Regions from separate parts of the Homo sapiens genome. Here region 2 is linked to region 1. Evidence: read pairs that join two places in POLR2A ChIA-PET (ENCODE). Cell type or tissue: GM12878. All regions are shown on one strand. Each heading gives the region's core, and the rest is flanking DNA. Links, peaks and the distances in the headings are about the cores only.

Region 1 (4,381 bases), core at 243-4,242:
TCAGTCGCGTGGGATGATGAGTCCGTTGTTGTCTGCCTTGGCCGAAAGATGAAAAAAAGCCTGAACCCCAACCCCCAGCTGGTTGAGAGCACCCTGCATTCTGCCTCATGGTGCAGTTAGCGATCACAGGCCTTCAGAAGTACAACATCAGCTCAGCAGGAACGCCGGCTCCCCGAGGACCCAGGCTTGACGATTCACCGGGGATCTCCTGGGCTGGGCTCTCCTTGGAAGTGAGGCCTTTTATTAAAAATAAAAGGGTTTTGCAGTTTGAAAAACTTTAAAGTCCCAGAAGCTTAGATGTGACATGGGTGTCCTCCACCCACATTCCTATCACTTCTTGGTCACTCGTTTTAATGTAGGTTTTGCACAAACATCCAAGACTCAGGATGGCCCAGCTCCCACAGTCCTTGAAAGGAGCTGTCTGCTGGGGACGTTTCTTAATTTCTTGCTGTGGTTGAGGGGCTGGGTCTGGAGATGGCTCTAATTGTGCTGCTTGAGACAGCTTGGGTCACAGCTTTCCCCTTCAGAGGCCCTTTTTGGGAATGAATGCATCTTTGGAAACTTTAAAATGAGGGGGGTGCATTGGTTCACTGGCACTGTGTAGTAAAGTGCCACAGGGGAGTGGCTCAGACATCAGAGAATTACATCCTCAGGCCTTTCGCCTTGGCTTGTAGATGCCGGCTTCTCCCCGTGTCTTCACATGGTCTCCCCTCTGTGTGTCTGTGTCCTCACCGCCTCTTTTATTTTATTTTTTATTTTTGTTTTTATTTTTTGAGACAGAGTCTCGCTCTGTCACCAGGCTGGAGTGCAGTGGTGTGATCTCAGCTCACTGCAACCTCTGCCTCCCAGGTTCAAGCGATTCTCCTGCCTCAGCCTCCCAAGTAGCTGGCATTACAGGCAGGTGCCACCACACCTGGCTAATTTTTGTATTTTTAGTAGAGACGGGGTTTCACCATGTTGGCCAGGATGGTCTTGATCTCCTGACCTCATGATCTGCCTGCCTCAGCCTCCCAAAGTGTTGGGATTACAGGCGTGAGCCACTGTGCCCAGCCTATTTTTTTTTTTTTTTTTGAGACAAGTTCTCACTGTGTCACCCAGGAGTAAAGTGGTGCCATCTCAGCTCACTGCAGCCTTGATCTCCCAGGCTCAATTGATCCTCCCACCTCAGCCTCCCAAGTAGCGGGGACCACAAGTGCACACCACTAGGCCCATCTAATTTTTGTATTTTTTGTAGAGATGGGGTTTCACCATGTTGCCCAGGCTGTTCTCAAACCCCTGGGCTTGAGCGACCCACCCACCTCAGCCTCCCAAAGTGCTGGGATTATAGGCATGAGCGGACATGCCCAGCCTGCACCCCTCTTTTTAGAAGGGCTGCGGTCCTATTGGATTAGGGCCCACTTATATGACCTCATTTAATCTTGATTACCTCCATAAAGACCCTGTCTCCAAATACCATCACATCAGAGGTGCTGGGGTTAGGACTTCAGCATGTGGATTTGTGGGGGGCATAATTTGCCTTGTACCGGGAGGATATGAAGTGTTCATGTTACTCTCCCTGTAGCCCTGAGAGCATCTCCCTTAGAGTATCCTATAAAAGGAGTCGCTGCTCACTCAGTTATGGGTTGTTCACCCCCTCGCTCACCCCAGCTCTGCAGAGAACTGGGGATCCCATCGGCCATGCTTTCTGGGCTGGCCTCTGGTCGCAGTCAGTCCCTCGCTGTGGCGCCCCCCCCTCCCCCAGCTCCTTCCCAGGGTGATGACCCGCTGACCCCCTGGGGTGCACCTGCTGCAAAGCAGCCCCCTTCCTTGGCATCTCTCAGCATTCTCCGTAGTGAGCCTGGCCTTTCTGATCTTGTTAGCTTTTTGTCTTCCTGCCGCAGATCAGAGCTTTGGAGTAAGTTTTGATATGAAATCGAATGCCAACACCGAAGTTTTAGAAAACAGTTTAATATTCCCTCTCAGTTCCGGCTGTTGCTAGGCTGGGGATGGGTTCAGAATAGCCATTTTGATGGAGGTGATTTCCCAGCAGGGGAAAGAAATAATTAAAACAGCATTACGGTGTCTCTTGCGGGATGCAGTGACATTCAAAAGCCACACTGACAAAAAGCCTGGGGCTGGAACGTTCTGTGCTGCCTGCATGGCATGTACAGGACCGCGGCCCCCTGGAGCTGGTGGAGTGGCCCAGCCTTGCCCTGCTCACAGGTGGACCTGGAGAGGGCACTGTGCCTTCCCAGGGATTGGGATTTGAAAAGAACAGAGCTTGGCCAGGTGCGGTGGCTCACGCCTGTAATCCCAGCACTTTGGGAGGCTGAGGCAGGTGGATCACTTGGGGTCAGAAGTTCGAGACCAGCCTGGCCAACATGGTGAAACCCCATGTCTACTAAAAATACAAAAATTAGCCATGCATGGTATGTATGCCTGTAATCCCAGCTATTCGGGAGGCTGAGGCAGGAGAATTGCATGAACCCAGGAGGTGGAAGTTGCAGTGAGCTGAGATCATGCCACTGCACTCCAGCCTGAGCAACAGAGTGAGACTCTGTCTCAAAAAAAAAAAAGAAAGAAAAAAGAAAAAGAAAAGAACAGAGCTGTGATTTTCAGCCAAAATGAGCAGCCCTGGCCCATTCTGTGTCATCAGAGGGGAGAGGACGGTTACTGTGGGAGGGGGCTTCAGCTTCTCAGGGAGGTCCTGGCGGCCCCCATCTAGTAAACCAGTAAACCCATGCCTATCCTCATGCCCACGTCACACTCTTGTGGGTTTCAAGTCGAACAGTAAAAGGAATCATAAGATCTGTGGGGAAGCTACATGGGCACTTGTGTTTCACAACAGGGACCCTTAAAGGCGATGTTTCCAGCAAAGGATGTGATTTTTTTTTTTTTTTTTTTTGAGATAAGTTCTCACTGCGTTGCCCAGGCTGGAGTGCAGTGGTCATTCACAGACACACACATAGCAGACTACAGACTACAGCCTTGAACTCCTGGGCTCAAGTGATCCACCCACTTCTGTATCCTGAGTCCCTGGAACGGCAGGTGCACACCACCGCACCCGGCTTGGATGTGATCTTTTGTCCACATTCTTTTCCAATTGGTTCAAAGGTGTAGGTGTGCCTTTTGCATACCTGGGAAGGGCCCCATTAGGCTCGACTCCTCATTTTTCTCCATTCACCATCAGTTTGAGTCTGAATTCATAGCATGGCCTGGACAGATGCAGCAAGGGGCCAGTTCCAAGGCAGAATTCAGGGTGAACTCGATTCCTATAGGCTTGGGATGAATGGCTGCTGGGACATGAGGCTTGGGTGTGAGATGCCCCGTCTGCTGCTGCTCTTGGTTCTTAGTTCAGAGAAATTCTGGGACCCTTCCTCCTCCCGGCACCACGTTTTCAGTGAATGGTTCTTTGAAGAGGAACCCTGGTCCATAGGAACTGAGTGAAAGCAAGGCCAAGTATGTCCACCCATGGGGACAAACGTCCCAGCACAAAGGGGTCTCAGGCCTGCAAGGCCCAAGTGGACGCTCGGACAAGGGCAGGAAGGTATTTGCTGATTCTCCTTCTCCATGTGACGTGTCTCTCAACCCACACCAGCTAGGGGAGCCTCCCGCAGCTTCAGTTCCCCTTTGACGCCCACACAGTGTTATGCAAGCACCGAGCCCAGAGTCCCGCTGGGCCGTGGTGTCCTAATTGTCTTGGTGACAAAGAGCAATTTTATTTTAAAGCAACTGAATCCTTTCCCCCTGTTTTGTGTGCCAGTATTTTACTGTCTTCTTAATTGTTTTAAGCAATGTTTACTTTGGATTTCTGGATGTTATATAAAAGCCACGAAAACCCTGGCCATGCTGTTTGTCAGGCCCACCTGGCTGAGTGCAGGAAGCAAGCGCTTTTCAGGAGCTCACTGCAACACCGGGCAAACACTTCTTCCGCCAGGGATGCGGTTAGGACAATGCCACGTGGCGTCACAGTATGCTGTTATTTATTCCAATAAAGACCTCGTGAGCATGGGCCTGTCCACCGTCTTTGTTTGGCTGCTGTTTTAATCTTTCATGCATTTAGCAGTCATGGATGGTGCCAGCGAAGGAACAGGTGCCAGGGCGTTGTGACTCCACCCAGCGCTGCTTCCCGGGACCTTCCAATTGGACAGGAGCTGGGGGAAGAGCTGGTTCACAGCCCTTTGTGGGGGATGGGACTTTGGGAACCCCAAACTTCTGCTGGGACCACAAGGAGAAGAGGGCAGCAGAGTCACAGCTGCAGGTGAGTAATAAAGGCTCATCTGCCCCTCTGCCTGGGTCCAGACCATACGTGCACAAAGCTAGCGGCCAGGAGCACAGGCTGCATGACACATGGAGGTGGTCTCCTTACTTTTCATGATGTGACGTCACTGGGCCTTGCATG
Region 2 (4,381 bases), core at 309-4,308, 370 kb after region 1:
TGGTAAAGAAGAGGGGGCGGTGTTGACGCCAGGGTCCCAGGGGAGTTTTTCCAGCATATTTTCAGCTGAGGGCGTAGGGTTTCCTGGGAGCCTTGCAGGCACAGGAGTTATGAGAGCCATAGGGCTGCTTGTGTCCCCACCCAAGATCTGCCCAGGCCTCAGCACACAGTCAGTGCTCACAGACAGTGCACCCGTACCCATGCAGGCTGATGTACCTGGAGGAGCCAAGATTCTGGGTGTCCCGAGCAGTGGCTTCATCAGCCAGAGCTAAGGGGGTCCAGCCCCACCAGGATGGCCTCTTGCAGTCAGTCCAGAAACACCAACCATCAGAGTAGCAGCCTCAGAGGGAAATTTCACAAAACCTATGCCAGATACAAGAGCACTTTGTTAGCCTCAAATCCTTGGTGGTCAAGAACATGTGCAGAGGTTCGAGTGCTTCACTTTGCAGAAAGGACGAACTCCCACCACTGGGGCCCATGAGGGAGATGTGGGGGAGACACCGGCTGGCGCGCTCACGGCAGACCTTAAGAATGGTTGGCGGCCAGGTGCAGTGGCTCACGCCTGTAATCCCAGCACTTTGGGAAGGCGAGGCGGGTGGATCACCTGAGGTCAGGAGTTCAAGACCAGCCTGGCCAACATGATAAAATCCCATCTCTACTAAAAATACAAAAATTAGCTGGGCATGGTGGTGGGCACCTGTAATCCCAGTTACTTGGGAGGCTGAGGCAGGAGAATCACTTGAACTTGGGAGGCAGAGGTTGCGGTGAGCTGAGATCGCGCCATTGCACTCCAGCCTGGGCCACAAGAGCGAAACTCCATCTCAAAAAAAAAAAAAAAAAGAATGATCGGCAAGCAAGGGAGCAGTTGTTCTCAGTGTATGGGGAGATGGAGCCTGGCAGGCTCTGCTCTACCTCTCCTTGTCATGGCTCTCAGGCAGGGGCATCAGTGTCAGCCCCTCACCTCTCTTTGGCATCTGGCCAGGAGGAGCCTCAGCCTCCTGCTCCATGCCAGGCTCCTGTGTCTGTGCCCTGCACCTGTTCATTTCAGCTCTGCCCACAGTGATGTGCCTCCGCTCTGGCTCTGGCTCTGCTCCAGAACCTTCTCAGGCTCAGCCTTAACCCCAGCCAGATGCATCAGAGCCTTTAAGGTTGGCCCCTGCTCTGAGCCTGAACAGACGGGGGCAGAACCCACGTGGGCATGAAGTGGGAGGCTGAGCTCCACCGCTCTGAGCAGCCCCTTCCCCCTTCCCTGTGTGTGACTGCCGGGCTCCTGGGTCCCAGCTCCCTGGCCAGCAGTGCGGGCTGCAGAGGAAGACTGATCTGGGTTCGACTTATCATCCTGTTGCCTCGCAGCCACGTGGCCTTGGGCAAGTCACTTCACCTTTAGGAGCCTCGGTTTACTCATCTGTGAAATGGGCATCACAGAGCCTCCTTCAAGGCATTGCTCTCCAGATTAAAGGGGAAGCTATATAGTCCCTGCACATGAGCATCCCTCGCTTCTGGCTGCCAGTTTCCGCAGCATTCCCTGGCCGGGGAGCAGCCATCCCTGCCCTCTCAGACTCTCCCTCTGCCCACCTGGACCCCACGTGGGCATCCACTCAGCATCTCACATTCCCCACGGCCCAGGAACATCACCAAGTCAGGCGGGGCTGAGAGAATGGCTCATAGCAAAAGCAGAACGTGGAGAAAATCAGATGCTTTTCTTAAGGGGAGCTTTCTAATGAACGTTCTTATTTTACTCTTTAAAGCTTTCAAATAAACAATAAATATAACTCCATTCAAAACACAAATTAACTTCTATGTTATAATATTAGGCAGGCTCCCACACTCTGCCCCTGCCTCTGAAGTTGTCGTTTTCATTCATTTCTCTTTGCATCTTCCGAAAGTGTTTCTTTATGCAAATATAGCAAATCTATGTTCTTACTCAGAGTGTAGCGCTTTGAGTGGCTGTTTTCACTTAGGGGCATAGTCTTATTGACAAATGGCAGTCTTTAAGTTTCTTCTGCTCCACACTTTATCCAGTCAGCCCCCTATTGATCGACTTAGGGGCTATTTCTATTTTTTGCTACTGTAAGTCATGCTTTGTGAATTTCCTCGCCTGGACGCTCTTGTCCGGAGGGGTGCTCGGCGGGGGCGGGCGGGGGGCGGGGCAGGGGTTTCTATAGGACAGATTCCTGCAAGTGGGGCTGGCGGGTCAAAGTGTAGGTGCACCAGGTAGTTGCAGCAGAAATCGCCAGGTTCCCTTCCTGAGAGGATCAGCACGTTCCACTCTGCCGGCTGCTGTGCATGCGGGGGCCTCTTCCCCTGCCTCATCCAGAGGGCGAGGCCACATTTATCTGCAGCACGTTTATACTCAACCATCAGGATTCCAGAGCCGGCCTGGGCTGGGCCAAGCGTGCACCCTGGGGACAGCGTGGCTCTCAATTTCAGAGCAGCTCTGTGGATCCACGGAGCCCAGGCTCCATTTCTGCCTCAGCCTGGCCTGACCCCATAGCCAGCCCCACCCCTGAGGCGGCGCCACACAGAGAAGCTGTCACTACTCATCCCTGCCTCAGTCAGCCTCAGTCCTGCACTGCCTACCCGCCCCCTCCACTGTCCCCACACCCCACCCAGTCCACCTGCCCGAAAGCCTCCTGGCCCTTGACTTCCTGACACCTTCTTAGTTTGCACAGAGAGGTTAAGTAACTTGTCCAGGGCTGCACAGCTGAGAAGCAGAGCCTGGAGGGGACAGTGGCAGCCTGACTCCAGGGTCCCTGCTCTCACTCAGGACACCCTCTTACCTCTGCATCATCAGCATTGCTCAGCATTGTGTCATTTGAGAGGCCTGGGGCCATCTGTTAGGAAGTGGGGGCAGGTGGGGACAGGAAAGGGTTCAGGATCAAGGTAGTGATGAGGGGAGTAAGCCCAGCACACCCAAGGGGCTTAAAGCCACCGGGGTACCTCACAATCCAGGAAGAAGCAGGGAGAACGCTTGAGGCTGGGGCATCGGGGAGGTGAGCCCTGTCCAGCCTGGATGCCCTCCGCTGAGCTCTGCTGACACCACCCCACGCTCAGCATGCACTGGCCTCTCCTCTTTCCCAGGTGAAATTTCACTCATCTTTATAACCCAGCTGAAACATCCCCTCCTCCAGGGGCTCCCCCTAGCCCCATGTCCTGCTGATACCTGAGCACACAGGTTCCAGCTCCTCTACGTGCCCCAGGCTCGTCAAGGGCAGAGCCTGGGCCTGACCTGCCCCTCTGTCCCCAGTGTGTCCAGCCCAGACTAGATCCAAGCAGGTGGCACAGAGGGACACTCACTCAATGGGGCTCCCTCCACATGTGCTAGGGGCTGAAGTGGGCAGAGCAGGGGAGACAGTGAGGACATCGGGGAGGATGTGGGACTTCGGCACAGTGACCCACAAAATGTGGACCACGGCTAGGCAGAGCAGGTGCCTCTGAACCACACAGCCACTCAGACCAGCTCTTCCCAGCTCAAGCCCACCCTGGCTCGACAGGGTGCCATTGCCTCCCACAGCCCAGCATGGGCACCTCAGCCCATCTCCACCCAGCTCACCCGGGCCCAGGTGCCAGCCCTAAGCTCCCTGCCGGGGATCCATAGCAAGAAGGGAGAGCTTCGGGCAGCCTGCAGCAGGGGATGCATGTGGCCTGGAGTGACACTTACCTGAGTTCAGATCCCACCTCCCTCGCTGTGACTGAGCGCAGGCCCCAAGGAAAGGCCAGCAAGAGGCCTAGAAACAGTATATGCAAATCAGCTACACCTGGCCCAGGTATCCCGCACGTGTTGTTTGCTCGTGGTCTCAGGTGCATGGGATCTGCTGCTGCTGGTTGTTGGTGGGGGCCCGGCCCAGCTCTCCACCTTGACCCTGGTCACCCTCAAGCCTGGGCTCAGGACTTCTCCCTGAGCTGTGCTCACTCTGGGTGCAGGGTATTGAGGGAAGAGCATGGGATTTGCCTTCAGGACCTGCAGTTTGGGTTCCAGCTCCCCCTTTAGCAGCCAGGTGACCTTGGGTGGGACTCTGAGTCTCAGTTTCCCCTTACCTGTGAAATGGGACTGATAGGATTTACCTAATCTGAGGTTTGATGTGATAAGTTGAGCACACCCTTGGCTCAGGCTCTGCTGACATTTGCCATTATTATTGGGACTGAACCGGCCTCACCCTTAGCCCAGGTTGGGTTCTCACTGAACCCCCAATCCTGCCCTGATTCTCTGGGGCTAGTAAGGGTGGAACTAGAAGGGGGACTTGGCCTGGGAGACATTCCTGAGAAAATGCCCCCAGGGAGCCTGGGTTTCCTTGGCTGGAGAGGCAGGGGGAGGAGAGGAAAGGGCACGCACTCATGAGCCCCTGATAAAGCATACCCTGTGTCAGGCGCCGGGGAAACAG

The links. Peaks named below come from ENCODE experiments on the same cell type or tissue, not always from the same donor. Only the 100,000 strongest peaks of a DNase experiment are listed, where the experiment ranks them.
Region 2: POLR2A ChIA-PET joins it to region 1 with 8 read pairs; 2 of 35 experiments call an interaction of 5 or more read pairs at or near these places.

Annotation. Positions count from the first base shown.
Region 1 is chr22:44,168,952-44,173,332 of GRCh38, forward strand. PARVB (parvin beta) reads left to right here. Exons shown (of 13, transcript NM_013327.5): 13 at 1-3,988. It also overlaps a transcript of PARVG not described here. Among named protein-coding and RNA genes, the nearest start is that of PARVG, 9.8 kb to the right of the region's middle. RefSeq lists enhancers at 1,146-1,667, 3,482-3,661, 3,672-3,721. In GM12878, for the core only: no CTCF peak of the experiment used is centred there; no DNase peak of the experiment used is centred there; H3K27ac peaks cover 722 bases.
Region 2 is chr22:44,541,638-44,546,018 of GRCh38, forward strand. It overlaps LOC105373059 (a long non-coding RNA gene), which reads right to left. Exons shown (of 3, transcript XR_938300.2): 2 at 216-362. Among named protein-coding and RNA genes, the nearest start is that of LINC00207, 26 kb to the right of the region's middle. RefSeq lists enhancers at 1,891-2,445, 2,446-3,000, 3,556-4,109. In GM12878, for the core only: no CTCF peak of the experiment used is centred there; a DNase peak (open chromatin) is centred at 1,924.